Regions from separate parts of the Homo sapiens genome. Here regions 2 and 3 are each linked to region 1. The links are chromatin contacts, found by Hi-C or POLR2A ChIA-PET in ENCODE. All regions are on one chromosome and are shown on one strand. The core of a region is the stretch at or near the end of the contact, and the rest is flanking DNA. Distances in the headings are between cores, read along the strand shown. Region 1 holds the start of SLC22A4 (solute carrier family 22 member 4). Region 2 overlaps P4HA2 (prolyl 4-hydroxylase subunit alpha 2). Region 3 overlaps SLC22A5 (solute carrier family 22 member 5).

Region 1 (4,538 bases), core at 246-2,745:
AGGGAGATGAAACCCAAGCTAAGTAAGATAATGACCATAATATATCATTCGAAGAAGGATACTTGTGAAAGTAAAGGGAGGCTCTATTAATAATTTCACTGGATTAATAGGCATAAATCAGAGCTGTCCTAGCACATCAGGATGTATAGTCTTATTACAGGTAGGAAACTGAGGTTCCAAGGGGGTGGGAAGTCCTCCTAAGAGGAGGGGTCAGACTGGAAGCTACACAAAAAGAGGCAGAAATGTCCCTCCGCCTCTTAATCGGAGCCTGGGGAAACAAACACACTCGTGCAAAATCTCCAAAGAGGTGAGCTCTTCACCCTGTCAATTTTATCTGCCTCGTGAACCCCAGGGCTCAGGCTCCAGGCCCGGGCTAGCTCACACAACAGCAGAAGGGCCTTAGGTCTGGGCACTGAGCCAAAAAAAGGGAGGCTGTGGTCCCTGCTTTGGTTACCCTGCCGGGTCTGAGCGCCAAATCGGATCTCCTACTTCTCTCTCCCTCCCTCCCTCTGTTCCTGGACTGGGGGCAGGCCCTTCTGCTAACAGAAAGCCTTCCAGTCGGAGAAAGCTCTGACAGCCTGCCGCGATAAAGGGCCCTGGGGGCGTGAGGAGAGCAAGGGGCTCAAAATCAGAACCCAGCGTGACGACAGTGCCTCCATGACTGTGCTCCCGCAATGCGCAGGCTCCATGTCCTGGCGCCCGCCCGCCCATGGACCCGGCGGGGGCTTCCAGGCTGGGCTCAGCCATTACGCCGGCGTGCGGGGGAGGAAACTCGCCTCCCGGGCACTCGGTTGTCTCCTGCCCCCGCCCCTCCCTCCGATCCGGGCCCATCTCTGACGTAGTGTGACCTTGCTCATCCCTTCCAGGCTGTGGGCCTGTTTTCCCTGTGCAAGATGAGGGTCCTGGCTGTCCTGAGGACGCTGTCCGGGCGCCGCCAGGGGTGACCGAATTCAGCTCTGCTAGGACTGTTGGGAAATGAGCTCCCTGTCGGCGTGTGCCAGCCGCCTGCGCGAGGCGCCACAGGAGAGGGCGCGCTCCTGTCGCTCTGCCGCCCCCAGAAGTTTCCCGGGAACCGACTCCACTGACTCGCCCCTCCGCGCCCCACGCGTGGCAGCCTAAGCTCAGCCTCCAGATTGGAGGAGACCGCGGAGGGAACCCTGCTGGGGTCTGGGCCCGGGGCCACGCGGCCCGAGCAGATCGAGGGCCGACCCCTCCGAGAACTCGCTCTCTGGCCTCGGCTCCTCCCTTGCGCCCGCCCTCCCACGTGGGGCCCAGGTCTGGGAATCAGCGCTCGGGGGTGGCTGGGGACAACCGAGAACGAGCTTCTTCCCCGGCACGCGGGCGGAATGGCTGAGCCCAGCCTGGAAGCCCCCGTCAGGTCCTTGGGGGCGGGCGGGCGCGCGAAGCACAGGGCGGAGACAGCCGGGAGCCCAGCCTCCCGGGCTGGGCCGCCCTCCCCTTCCCCGCGCCCGGCCGGGGATGGGGGTGTGGTCCCAAGTGTACAGTGGCATCAAGCTCAGCGCGAGCTCCCGGGAACGCTCCAACGCCTTCAGCCTGTTTCCCAGGAACGGTCCCCGGCTTCGCGCCCCAATTTCTAACAGCCTGCCTGTCCCCCGGGAACGTTCTAACATCCTTGGGGAGCGCCCCAGCTACAAGACACTGTCCTGAGAACGCTGTCATCACCCGTAGTTGCAAGTTTCGGAGCGGCAGTGGGAAGCATGCGGGACTACGACGAGGTGATCGCCTTCCTGGGCGAGTGGGGGCCCTTCCAGCGCCTCATCTTCTTCCTGCTCAGCGCCAGCATCATCCCCAATGGCTTCAATGGTATGTCAGTCGTGTTCCTGGCGGGGACCCCGGAGCACCGCTGTCGAGTGCCGGACGCCGCGAACCTGAGCAGCGCCTGGCGCAACAACAGTGTCCCGCTGCGGCTGCGGGACGGCCGCGAGGTGCCCCACAGCTGCAGCCGCTACCGGCTCGCCACCATCGCCAACTTCTCGGCGCTCGGGCTGGAGCCGGGGCGCGACGTGGACCTGGGGCAGCTGGAGCAGGAGAGCTGCCTGGATGGCTGGGAGTTCAGCCAGGACGTCTACCTGTCCACCGTCGTGACCGAGGTGGGTGCCAGGCCGAGACCGTTGACCCGGGAGTGCCTGACCCTCCCTCTGCGTCAGCCCCCCTTGAGACTCCCTGCGCAGTGCCCGGGTCAGCGCTCCCCTCCCCCTCAAACCTGCTGTTCATACTTCCAGCAGCGGGTGTGCACCCCAAGAAAGAATAGGACTCACGCGAGGCGCATTCCTGGGTCGTTTCTGTCCAATAAGGAGGTGATGGAGAAAGGAGTTTGTCACCAACTGTCTTTTCATTTCCGATTTTCACAACAAATGAAGTTTCCTAAGAACCTAGATGTTGCGTTGGGGGAAGCGCAGCCCCAGGCTACCCAGACGCACTGCCTGAGTCACCTTCCTGCCAGGCATGGGAGGAGGGGTGTGAGGGACCTTGTTACTGGGCAGGGCGGGGCCAAATCTTGTCTGTTCCCTGGCCACAGACTTCTGGAGGCATCAGGAGGTGTACTGCCGTACCATATACTTGTGAGGTTTGGGGTCCTTTCCTGAGGCCCCAGTTTCTCTAAGACAGCAGATGGCCTCCTGAGGCTCATTGGGTGCAAGGAAGCACAGAAGGCGAAACCCCAGCTGGAAGCCCTGGCCCTCAGGGACCTCTCTGAGCACAGGGTGAGTTGGCAGGCAGGGGCTGTAGCCCCTCAGCACCCTGCGTGGTTAGTGGCAGGTTTTCTAAGTTCCAGGAATGAGGATGCACACACACTTCTCCCGCTTTTGCTGCTTCACATCTGGTAAGGACCTGGGTCAGGATACACCTTTCTTCTGAGGAGAGCATCCTCATGGAGCTGTTGCCTGCTATTGGTCAGGCAGGTAGGATTTCCCTGCTGCTAGTCCCTCCTCTGCCTCATGCTCCTCCCAAGAAAAACCTGAGTGGCCTCTGCTAGTCCCTTATCCCTTTCCCTCAGCACGGTATAGCGGTCATCAGACATTGTGTCTGGCCTTGTGCTGAGCACTAAGGTGTGGACATCTGGTGTGTGGAGCCTACCCTCAGATGCCCATGGGGCACACTGGCTGTGTTACTGAGAAGGCTAACATTAACCCTGGTTAGCAATAGGGTTCTGGAACCCAAATTCAAGTCCTGCCTTGCTTGCTATGTGACCTGGGATAAATAAATCACCCTCTCTGTGGGACAATAGGTGGAGGAAATACTCCAAGAAGGGGTGATATGATTTTAGCTGATTCTGAAAATGTGAGCAAGACCTGTCTAGGCAAGAGTATGGGAAATTCAGGTAATGGAATTCTCATATATCGGAGTGGCTGGAACTCAAGGGATGACAGATATGACAAATGAGACTAGAAATGGCCACAAGGGCTAGTTCATAGTGGCCTTCTATGTATACTGAGGAGCTGACTTTATTCGGAGGACAGTGAGAAAATAGTAAGCATTCTAAGGCCAGGTTCGTGCTTTTGGAAAGAGCTCACTCTAGCTGCTATGATAAACAAGAAGACCAGTGAGGAAGTTTTGAAACTCTCCTCTGCAAGAGAATGGTGGCCAGCCAGGCGTGGTGGTTGTCGAATCTGTGGCACCTGTGGGAAGTGGGCTCAGCCCAGGGACTGCCTTTGGATCCCCCAGCATTGGCACCATACCTACCCTGGGCCCTAAGGTGGCCATGCTTCTCTGGATTTGCTTCCCTAGCAGGGGCTCTAGTGCTTGCCCACTCCCTGCCCACAGCATGGCCTGGGAGCAGCTGAGACTGGGGGCCAGCTCATCCCGCGTCGATTCCTGGAAGTGTTATCAGTGCCTGTTATGGAGGCTGGACCCATGAGTGGCAGCCTTCCCTGGCAGCTGGGCTGACCTGTCTGCTTTTCCATTGCTCGCTGGTTTTGTTCACTGTAGGGCGTGAGGGGTGAGTAGCTGCTGGCCTCCAAGTCCATAGCTACTCATGTTGTACGCTGTTCACAGGGACCTCTAAGGATGTACATCATCACACATTCACACACATGCACCAGGATTTGCTTTTTTTGGCAGCTTTTCCCTTCCTGGCTTCCTTTTTGAGTGGTGGAAGTAAAATAAAAAGCAACTAGGGGCTGGGCACAGTGGCTCACGCCTGTAATCCCAGTACTTTGAGAGGCTGAGGCGGGCAGATTACTTGAGGTCAGGAGTTTGAGACCAGCCTGGCCAACATGGTGAAACCCCGTCTCTACTAAAAATACAAAAATTAGCTGGGAGTGGTGGTGCACCCCTGTAGTCCCAGCTACTCGGGAGGCTAAGGCAGGAGAATCACTTCAACCTGGGAGGCGGAGGTTGCAGTGAGCTGAGATCACACCACAGCACTCCAGCCTGGGTGACAGAGCCAGACTGTGTCTCAAAACAAACAAACAAACAACAACAACAACAAAAAACTGGGCTCTGGTGGTTGGGAGGAGGAGGGAAGGAAGCAAGTACCAGGGTAAGCAGGATGGATGGATGGCTCTCCCCCAGAGGGG
Region 2 (4,542 bases), core at 561-3,060, 88 kb before region 1:
ACAGTGAGGACTCCTGTCTTGGGATCACGAACGGTGGCTCGTGCAAGCTAGAAGGAAGGAGGAGAGGGAAGACTTGATTTGTTTGTTTGTTTGTTTTGCCTTGAATATTTTCCCAGAGAGCACTGGGACCAGATTTACTGCCATGCTAGTGGAGGAAGCTTTGCAGCCAATGGCTCTAGCCAAGGCCCCAAGATCCTGCAGGCCAGTTGAGGGCAAGAGTCTGAGGCCTCCACATTCCCAATCCGCAATCAGTTCCTGGCTATTGCCCTGCTCGGTCACTGCTCATCCCTTCTCCTCCCCAGGTCCGCTTTGCCTGCAGAATTATGCCTGCCTTGTCTACCCATGCATCTGCCTGACTAGCCCCTTTCCTTGCCAGGCCCACATACCACCCCTGCCTGAGCACAGCCTGCCTGAGCTTAGCTACTCCCACCATTTTCAGACTGTGCCACCATGCCTGAGCCTCCGCCTTATGTACTTCTCTCAATTGAGTCAAGTTCCACCATCCTTCCGAACCTCAGTGGGCTCCTCTGCCAAGAAACCCATCCAAACACTCTCCTGCTGCACCACCTCACACTGGGTTCCCACAGCCTCAAGAAGCAAAGACAGATGGCACAGTTTTCGCTCCCTTGGGATCCTTACAAGTCAGATGATAAAACCAGGAAAAGATTCTGTAAGTTAAAATAAGTGAACCACTGCCTGGAAGCCACCCACTCATACAGGTACACACTACACATGCACTCCCTGCATCTACTTCATCTCCCCCAGCCTCCACAGTTAGGCTTAGTGAAACCCCAAGGGGGACTCGCCGCCCAGAGCCAGCCAACATGGCAAAGGTCCATGTGCTTCAGCTGTGGACTGTCCTCATGACCTCACATGGGTGGGGCCATAGGCCCAGGTACTCCCACCCCAACACACTTCCCCTTGATTTCAATAAATATTGATGAGTGCCTACTTTGTGCCTGGCACTATGCTAGGTAACTGAGACATGGCCCCTGCACTCTTACAACTCAGTCAAGTGGGGAAAGCAGAAAACCAGTCAGGTAACTGCAGCACAGCATGGGTGAACTTACCATCCTGTGGAAGCTCAGGGTATAGTGTCAAGAATAGCTTCCTAGGGGAGGAGACCACCTAGCTGAGGCCTGAAGGGTTAACATGAGTTATCCAAGTAGAGGAACATTACAGGAACAGGGAAAGAGCAGCAATCCAGAGGCCTGGGAATGAAAATGGGTGTTGCAGTAGGTGTGGATTAAAGGTTATGGGAAGTAGTAAGAGAGAACAGGCTGAAGAGACAAGCAGGGGCTAGGAACTAGATGCAACCTTGTGGCCAACGAGAAATGGGGAAGGCTTTATGCAGGGGAGGGACACTCAAAATGTGAATGTAAAATGGATCACTGTGAATACCTCATGGAGAGTTGACTAATGAGGGGCCAGAGTGGGGACTGGGAGGCTAGTGAGGCCACGACAGAGGTCAGGGCAAGAGATGATGGTGGCCCGGGCCAGGTGGTGGCAGAAGGGATGGAGAGGAGTAGATGGACCAGAAGGCTAGTAAGGGGGTGAGATGGACCAACTTGGACACTGTGCTGCTATGGCATGATCTGGTAAGATGGCCAGCACAAGCAGGACAGACGGCTCCCAAGCTCCTACTCATGGCCCTTCCTGAGCTTCAGCTCATGTCAGTCCCTCCCTGAAAACTGCAGCCACAGCCAGACCCCATCCAAACATCTGTGCCTCAGCATTGGCCTGACACCCACAAAGAGGCTCTGAGCAGCTGTGCTCTGCCCCAGGGGAAGCACAGGGCTATTTTGAAAGCAGGCCAGAGACCCCACAGACAGCTGCCAGGCATTCCCCACAGGCCAAGTTAAGCTCATTGGCTCTACTTCAAAGCCAGAATAGCATCTGTCCCTCACAGTCTCCGGAAAGGAGGGGTCAGCTTATCTTTGAATAGAAGCCATGTTAAGAGCCAAACATGTTTGCCAACCTTGTTTGGCTCTTTGCATGGCTTCTATTCAAATATATCTTTTCCTAACACTACCCTCTGGCCAGCCACACACATGTGTACACATATGCACACATGCACAGAGAAATGTTCTCAGTGTCTGGAACTGAAGAACGGGTAAGAAATCTCTCAGGAAATCCTGGCACAACCAACAAAGTAGTTTTCTTTCCTGGAGGACTCTGGAGCTGAGTAGAAAGGGGAGTCCTAGTCCCCATTCTCCATATATCTGGCTAGCCCCCTTCCTCAGCCACATCGATGATGCCAACCACTGACTCAAAGCCCTAGATGTCCTAGTACCTCAAGCCAAAGCTGTTCCAAGATGAGGTCCAGGGGCCAGGATAGGAACCTATTTCAGGTCTCTCCATGAGTGTCGGGCCTCCTGGTCACCTCGGCCCCTACAATTCTATTAGGAGCAGAGCAATAGAGAATCGAGCTAAATCCTCCCTCCCAATCATCAGTGATGGGATATGGCAGCAAATAGGTCTCTTTGAAAGATGTCAAATGGGGAACAAATCTTTTATGAACTAGAAACAGAAGAATAATTTTAAAACATGGCATATATACAAAACCAACAGCCAACTGCATTCTTAGCAGTAAAATACCATAGGAATTTCCAGGAAATTCAGGAATGAGACAAGGATGCCTATTCTACGTAATTATGCTCTAGAAGTTCTGGGCAATTCAATAAGGTTATAAAAACAAAGGAACTACAAGTATCAGGAGAAAATAAAATTTTCCTTATTTCCAGGTGTTAATGCTATCCAGGCAACCAAAGAGAAATCAGCTAAAAACCAAAAAAGAAATAAGTAAATTCAACCACTAGCTGCAATCTGTATGAGTTTGCTTTTTCATAGGTAAAACAGAGACAGTGACATCATTATGAGCAGCTGTTCATAACTGTGACATAACACTTAATATATATGTTAAGCACTTAGAAGTTCCTGCCACAGTTAAGAATTCAGTAAACATTAGCTCTTACTATGAAATGTATTTGTAAAATCAATAGTTTGGCATATAATAGTAAACTAATAAAATAATGTAACCAGTTAAAAATAATAATGAAGAAATAAAGTAAATTAACAGTAACAAAGAAACTACCAAGGAATAAACTTAAGAAATGTTCAAGGCTTATATGAAGAAAACTTAAAAAGATATGGAGAGACCTGTCATGCCCTTGGATGAGAAGACCCAATATTATAAAGATATACATTCTCCTCTAAGTCATTCACCTCATTTACAGTCCTAATCAGGAGCTCCACAGGACCCAGCTTCATAGCATCCTATGGAACATTTCCAAAAAACTCACCCACGCACCAGTCTCCCAACCAGGTGAACTGACACACCAGTGTAGACCTGCCCTGTTCCCAGCGTGACCTTCTATGATAGCACTTGGCTGTCCACATTGGTTACCCTGTTCTTCTTCCACTGGACCATGAACTCACAAGGTCAGGCTGAGTCTGAAGCATCTCTGTATCCCCACGGTAGGCCCATGCTAGATATGGATAAAGGGTGGCTAGATGGGCAAACCAACCACCCATAGTGCTAGGGATGAGAAAAAGGACCTTCCCCCTTCAGTGACCCGAGAAGGACCTACAGTGACACCTACTTTAGGTTTTGCGATCTCCTTGATCCTCTCGATTTCCTCATCAGACATGACATCGTAGTACCTGACGATGTGCGGGCTGTCCCACTCGTCCTCCTCTTTGAAGGGGGCAATGAGCAGCTGTGGGGCCCTGTTGCCATGGTGGTACCTACAGAAAAGCCTCTTCTGTCTACGGGGTGTCTGGAAAGCACAGAGTAACAGGCCCTGAGCTGAGTGAGTCCTAATCCTCGGTCCCAGTCTGGCTGTCTGCAGACACTGGACTCACCTCATGGCCAGCAGCTGCTCCCTCCCACCACACCACAGAAGAAAACAAAAGTCCCAGCAGGTGGGCATGCACAGTGGCTCATGCCTGTAATCCGAGAACTCTGGGGGGCCAAAGGATAGCTTGAGACCAGGAGTTTGGGACCAGCCTAGATGACATAGACCTGTCTCTAAAAAATTAGCCAGGCATGATGGTGCATACCTGTAGTCCCAGCTACTCAGGAGACTGAGGCAGGAGGATTGCTCAAGGCTGGGAGGTCAAAGCTGCAGTGAGCTATGATTATACCACTGCACACCAGCCTGGGCGACAGGGTGAGACGAAAGAAAGAAAAGAAAAGGAAAAAGAGGAAACAGGAAAAAGAGAAGAAAAAGGAAGGAAGAAAGGAAGGGAGGGAGGGAGGGGAGGAGAGAGGAGGAGAAGGGGGAGGGGAGGGGGAGGGGAGGGGGAGGGGAGGGGGGGAGGGGAGGAGAGGGGGGAATGGGGGGAGGGGAGAGGAGAGGAGAGCCCCTTCAGCTTAACTGGCATGAAATAACACCCCACAAATCATGCAATTTTTCTTCTCTCCCAAAATCACCTCACATCCTCAAGTCCCATGGCAGAAAGTAATTCCTGACCCTTTTCGTGAAGACTTGAGTAGGTCTGAAGGGCTGGGACAGGGGAGAAACCTTTCTTGGTGGAGGA
Region 3 (4,530 bases), core at 1,505-4,004, 93 kb after region 1:
TTAATAAATTCTTCCTCATGTGAGGATTAAAGGGGGCCTACCATGGCATCTTTAGCACATGGCTTCAGAACATGGCGAAATTTTCAAGAGAGAACTGTTGCTTGGGGGCCTGAGAGGCCACAGGGATGTACCCCCAGGAGACAGTCAGACAGGAGGGGTTCAGAACGCCATCCGCTCCCTAGCGCCATGAACTTAGAGAGAGTTCTCGCTGTTTTCTTGTCTGTGTATTCACAAAGATACCATAAAAAATTAATAAGGAAGGAACCCAAATTAAACTGCTAACTCGACCTCCCTTGTTTTGAACAGGGACAGAAATTCTTGGCAAGTCAGTTCGTATAATATTCTCTACGTTAGGAGTGTGCATATTTTATGCATTTGGCTACATGGTGCTGCCACTGTTTGCTTACTTCATCCGAGACTGGCGGATGCTGCTGGTGGCGCTGACGATGCCGGGGGTGCTATGCGTGGCACTCTGGTGGTGAGTGTGACCTTGTGCCCCATGTGCCCACTGGCAGGATGATTTCTGTCTGGCCTTCACTAGAGGGCAGCAACAACCCATGAATCCCTATTTTGTCTCCCAGAGACAGGAAGCATAGATTATAAATTATTTCAGAATGTTTTCTCCACACTCAAAAGAGCCAAAACAAAACAGAATCCCATGACAGCAACAGACTTGCTCTCAGCCCTGTGCTGGGTTGCCCCAAGTGTGGGGAAAAATAGCAGTAGCTGTGAGAAGATGGGGTCCAGCATGCCCTGTAGGAAGTTCCCAAGCCTCAGGGCAGGACAGTGTAGGCCCTAGTTCTGGCTGTGTGCTGCTGAAGCCTCATGCCACAGGCACTGGCACCAAAAGCAAGAGTCCTCAGGGTAGCCACATGGAGGAAGCCAGGCTCCTTCTGCACCACCAAGGTAGAGGAGTTGAACAGGCAGAGAAGAGGCCATTCCAGACCAAGAGGGGAACACTGCAGAGGTGCTAAGGTGGGAATCACCCCTTGCAGGTGGAGAAGGTGAGATCACCAGCCCAAGTGGAGCAGAGAGCATTTCAGGGCATAGTGGGAGAGTAAGCCGCACATCATGGGGCCCAGTCATGACCGAGGGTGGGGGGCGGCTACCTGGTCCCAGCAAGGTGGAAAATAATATCCATAGAGCACTCAAGTGCCTTGATAAACATGCTAATTTTTTTCCTTTTTTTCTTTTCTTTTTCTTTTCTTTTTTTTTCTTTTTTTTTTCTCAGACAAAGTCTCTGTTGCCCAGGCTGTAGTGCAGTGGCGTGATTTCCACTTACTGCAACCTCCGCCTCCCCAGTTCAAGCGATTCTCATGTCTCAGCCTCCCGAGTAGCTGGGACTACAGGTGCCTGCCACCACACTTGGCTAATTTTTTTTGTATTTCTTTGGAGAGACGGGTTTCACTGCGTTGGCCAGGCTGGTCTGGAACTCCTAGCCTCAAATGATCCACCGGCCTTGGCCTCCTAAAGTGCTGGGATTATAGGAGTGAACCACTGCACCTGGCCAAACATGCTATTTTAGGTAGAGTATCTGACTAATCTGTTGGATAAATCAGGGGTAGGGTGAGGAGAGAAGAGAAGCTAAAAGGCCAGTGCAGAAGCTTCTGTTGGTGCCGGGGACAGGGAGGAGAGTGTAGCAGGGCCTGGGCTGACATAGACATGCACAGAAGCCAGGCTTCCGGAGCCCATCTTGCACCCATCTCCTCAGCCCAGCAGATGGCAACACTGCTCTTCAGAAATGGAGGTGGCCAGCCAGCATGGGGATGCCGTCAGGGGGTGCAGGGCTCTCCCATTTTTGTGCGGTGTGGGGTACACATAAGCTCATCCACCCCAGGTTATTGCTGCGTGTGGATCAGCTCTTTGCTTCTGGCTTGTGATCACCAAACATTCCACAAGCTCTGGTTCTGCAACCTTATTCCCACCTATGGCTGTGCTCTACCTGGTCTGTGGGTCTGCTGTTGGCAGGGAGGCCTCACTGAGATTGGACCTTGTACTGCCAGGTTCATCCCTGAGTCCCCCCGATGGCTCATCTCTCAGGGACGATTTGAAGAGGCAGAGGTGATCATCCGCAAGGCTGCCAAAGCCAATGGGATTGTTGTGCCTTCCACTATCTTTGACCCGAGTGAGGTAAGCACCATGTGGGTGTGGGTGAGAGGGACAGACTGACCGTGATTTGAGAGCAGCAGCACCCAGCCCTGAAGTCCTCCCTGCTCACAGCAGCCCAGCCCTCTCTCCGCCCAAGCCCCAACTGCCCATTCCCCCCATCCCCCCACTCCCCACCCCCACACGGGCCCTGTTAACACTCAGAAGTTGAGGAATAGGTTACAGCTGCCTCACTCTTTTCACCACGGGTTTCAGATTTTCATTTTTTACTTCCTTTCTAGGCAATCATATATTTTAACCATTACTTCTAACAATAAATACTCTTTTTGAGTAATAGGCCTTTCATAAAGTCAGCATTTGGGAAAATCATTGTTTCTTATACCTAAGGTGGCTTGTCACCTTACAAAGCTAACCCCAAACGTAAAATGTAAAGCACAAATAGATTTGGAGTTAGAAGTATTTCATCTCTTGAGTATTAGCAATTATTCATTAAAAAGAAAAAAAAAGTGTTTAGTCTCTTTCTGCCCTCCAATGGTTAATTATTGCATATCATCTTGGAGTCAGGTCCTTTTTGATGTCCACCTCTTCCCCCTACCCCACCCCTCCCGTCAGCCCTGTTCTCACACACCATGACTCATTTCTTGGCTCTACCTAGTTCCTGGTTCTTGCTTTTCCTTCCCGTTCCCTCTCCTACCATCTCTGTAGCAGGCAGTTTTCCTTGGTCTCGTGACTATGAGAGGTTAGAAGCTGTAAATGCTGCCTGGTGGGGTTCTGGAATGTGTCTGTGGTCTGACTGGAAGATGAGGGGTTGGGTGTGGGAACAGCCACAAGCAGCCCTGCTGAAGTGTGAGAGGCAGGCATGGTTGGGCTTGGAAAAGAGGGAACAGTTATTGTAGACAGCGGAGGCCAATGGCCACTGCCAGCCCTGCAGACTTCCCAGTGAGTGGTGGCCCAGCAGCCACTGTCAGCATGCACCAGAAAGGGGTCCTGTGCGCAAAGGTCAGGCAGGAGTGTGGCAGAGGGCTTTTAAGTTAGGTGGTTTTGGGGGCTTTTAAGTGAGGGGTCAATCTGGGTGAATGCATAAGCCCCACTGGCATCTTTGAGGAAATGAGGCTATTTCAGGGGATACTTTCAGTCCAAAGTTGACCTTTTGTTGAACTTCTAACTCTGGAAAAACAAGCTCCAAACCTGGGTTTGCTTAAGAAAGCAACATCAGTGTGTTTAGACGTGTGGTTTATTAATGGCCTTGGCTGTGCTGAATTTCATAGGAAGTCACTCTGGGTGAAGCTCAGGTCAATTTTCCTGTTTTTCTATTTGAATTCTTTTTCCCTGGAAGCACACCAGTAACTACATAGTATAAGGACTCAAAACATTAACTTTTAAAAAATATCAGACCAATAAACCACACAGCCAGGTACTCTCTCTGACCCAGAGGGCAGGGAGCCAGGCTTCGGGAGGAATACTTAGAGGCCTCCTTGGAATGTGGCCACCGACAGGAATATGTGGGGGTGCAGTGAGGAAGCTGTCAGCCTGGGCCTCTGTCTTCCTGTACCCTTGAGGGACTGGTCACTTACTTTTCCTCATTTTCATTCACTCTGATTTGTTACTGACAAGGCCTAGGGAAGTTTTCACAGCCTAAAACACAGTCAGTATACTTACTGTTCTTAGAAACGTAACACTCCCCGACGCTGAGATGCAGACAGCTAAGATGCCAGGGATTCAAGTATGTTATTGTGTGCTCTGAGTCTCTGACCACCTCTTCTTCCCATACACTTATGATGTTGTTCCTGCAGTTACAAGACCTAAGTTCCAAGAAGCAGCAGTCCCACAACATTCTGGATCTGCTTCGAACCTGGAATATCCGGATGGTCACCATCATGTCCATAATGCTGTGGTATGTAAAAGAGACCTGCCTGAGGCTTCCAGACAAAGCTTCTTGAAGTGGCCATTGGGCCTCTTGTTTACAGACATGCCTCAGACAAAATTCAAAGCCTATGTCATCAGAGAGTGAAAAGGATATGTCTTGTGTTAGATGGAAAAAATGGGCATGTCACAATTCTTAATGGGATGGAACCTCAGAAAAGGAGAATGAAAACAATTGTGGAGGCTGTTGTGGGAAATATGGACTCTTGTGGGGAATCTCTCCAGATCTTAAGATGAATCCTTGCCCAATTTGGGTCATTTAGTTCCCGTCTCCTACCCAGTTACCGACAGTGGCTGAGGAGGCCAGGTAGGGCTTTTAAGAAGGATCTGAGTGAAGACACCATGTCCTGTAGGCTGCAGAGGCTGCCAGTTACTTTCTGGAAATGTGGAAGTGGGATGTGCTCCTCCTGGGATGTCCATAAACGGTCCTGGAGTCAGGGCTATAGCCTAGATGTCCTTACCAGGTTCCCACTAATGAGGCAAAGTATGTCAGAAAGGGAT

Evidence for each region. Hi-C counts contacts between places; a loop is a spot of excess contacts on that map. ChIA-PET counts read pairs that join two places held with the same protein, here RNA polymerase II (POLR2A). Pooled maps may share reads with other maps.
Region 2: a loop to region 1 is called in a pooled map, with 2.4 times the contacts of the local background. The contact joins the enhancer-like site here to the promoter of SLC22A4 in region 1. A Hi-C loop is called at or near these places in 2 of 168 maps with a recorded cell type or tissue (dorsolateral prefrontal cortex and heart left ventricle) and 11 of 50 pooled maps. POLR2A ChIA-PET finds 5 or more read pairs at or near these places in 9 of 52 experiments (A549, AG04450, HEK293 and 5 more).
Region 3: a loop to region 1 is called in a map of endothelial cell of umbilical vein, with 7 times the contacts of the local background. The contact joins the enhancer-like site here to the promoter of SLC22A4 in region 1. A Hi-C loop is called at or near these places in 17 of 168 maps with a recorded cell type or tissue (CD8-positive, alpha-beta T cell, K562, MCF 10A and 12 more) and 18 of 50 pooled maps. POLR2A ChIA-PET finds 5 or more read pairs at or near these places in 9 of 52 experiments (A549, H1, HEK293 and 6 more).

What each region holds. Positions count from the first base shown.
Region 1 is chr5:132,292,899-132,297,436 of GRCh38, forward strand. It overlaps SLC22A4 (solute carrier family 22 member 4), which reads left to right and starts at 1,496. Exons shown (of 10, transcript NM_003059.3): 1 at 1,496-2,111. The coding sequence starts at 1,719. RefSeq lists enhancers at 469-1,087, 904-953 and silencers at 1,184-1,543, 1,614-1,663.
Region 2 is chr5:132,204,106-132,208,647 of GRCh38, forward strand. P4HA2 (prolyl 4-hydroxylase subunit alpha 2) reads right to left here. Exons shown (of 15, transcript NM_001017974.2): 8 at 3,603-3,779; 9 at 1-47. Among named protein-coding and RNA genes, the nearest start is that of MIR6830, 12 kb to the right of the region's middle. RefSeq lists enhancers at 3,339-3,840, 3,841-4,340. Within about 2 kb of position 1,811, at least 5 of the 41 ENCODE cell types and tissues checked have a DNase peak (open chromatin) inside an H3K27ac peak, as active enhancers do; they include OCI-LY7 and heart left ventricle, where a contact is called at or near this core.
Region 3 is chr5:132,385,022-132,389,551 of GRCh38, forward strand. It overlaps SLC22A5 (solute carrier family 22 member 5), which reads left to right. Exons shown (of 10, transcript NM_003060.4): 4 at 307-478; 5 at 2,004-2,130; 6 at 3,900-4,000. Among named protein-coding and RNA genes, the nearest start is that of MIR3936HG, 17 kb to the left of the region's middle. RefSeq lists enhancers at 597-926, 1,420-1,469, 1,610-1,819. Within about 2 kb of position 2,755, at least 28 of the 41 ENCODE cell types and tissues checked have a DNase peak (open chromatin) inside an H3K27ac peak, as active enhancers do; they include PC-3, ascending aorta, endothelial cell of umbilical vein and 6 more, where a contact is called at or near this core.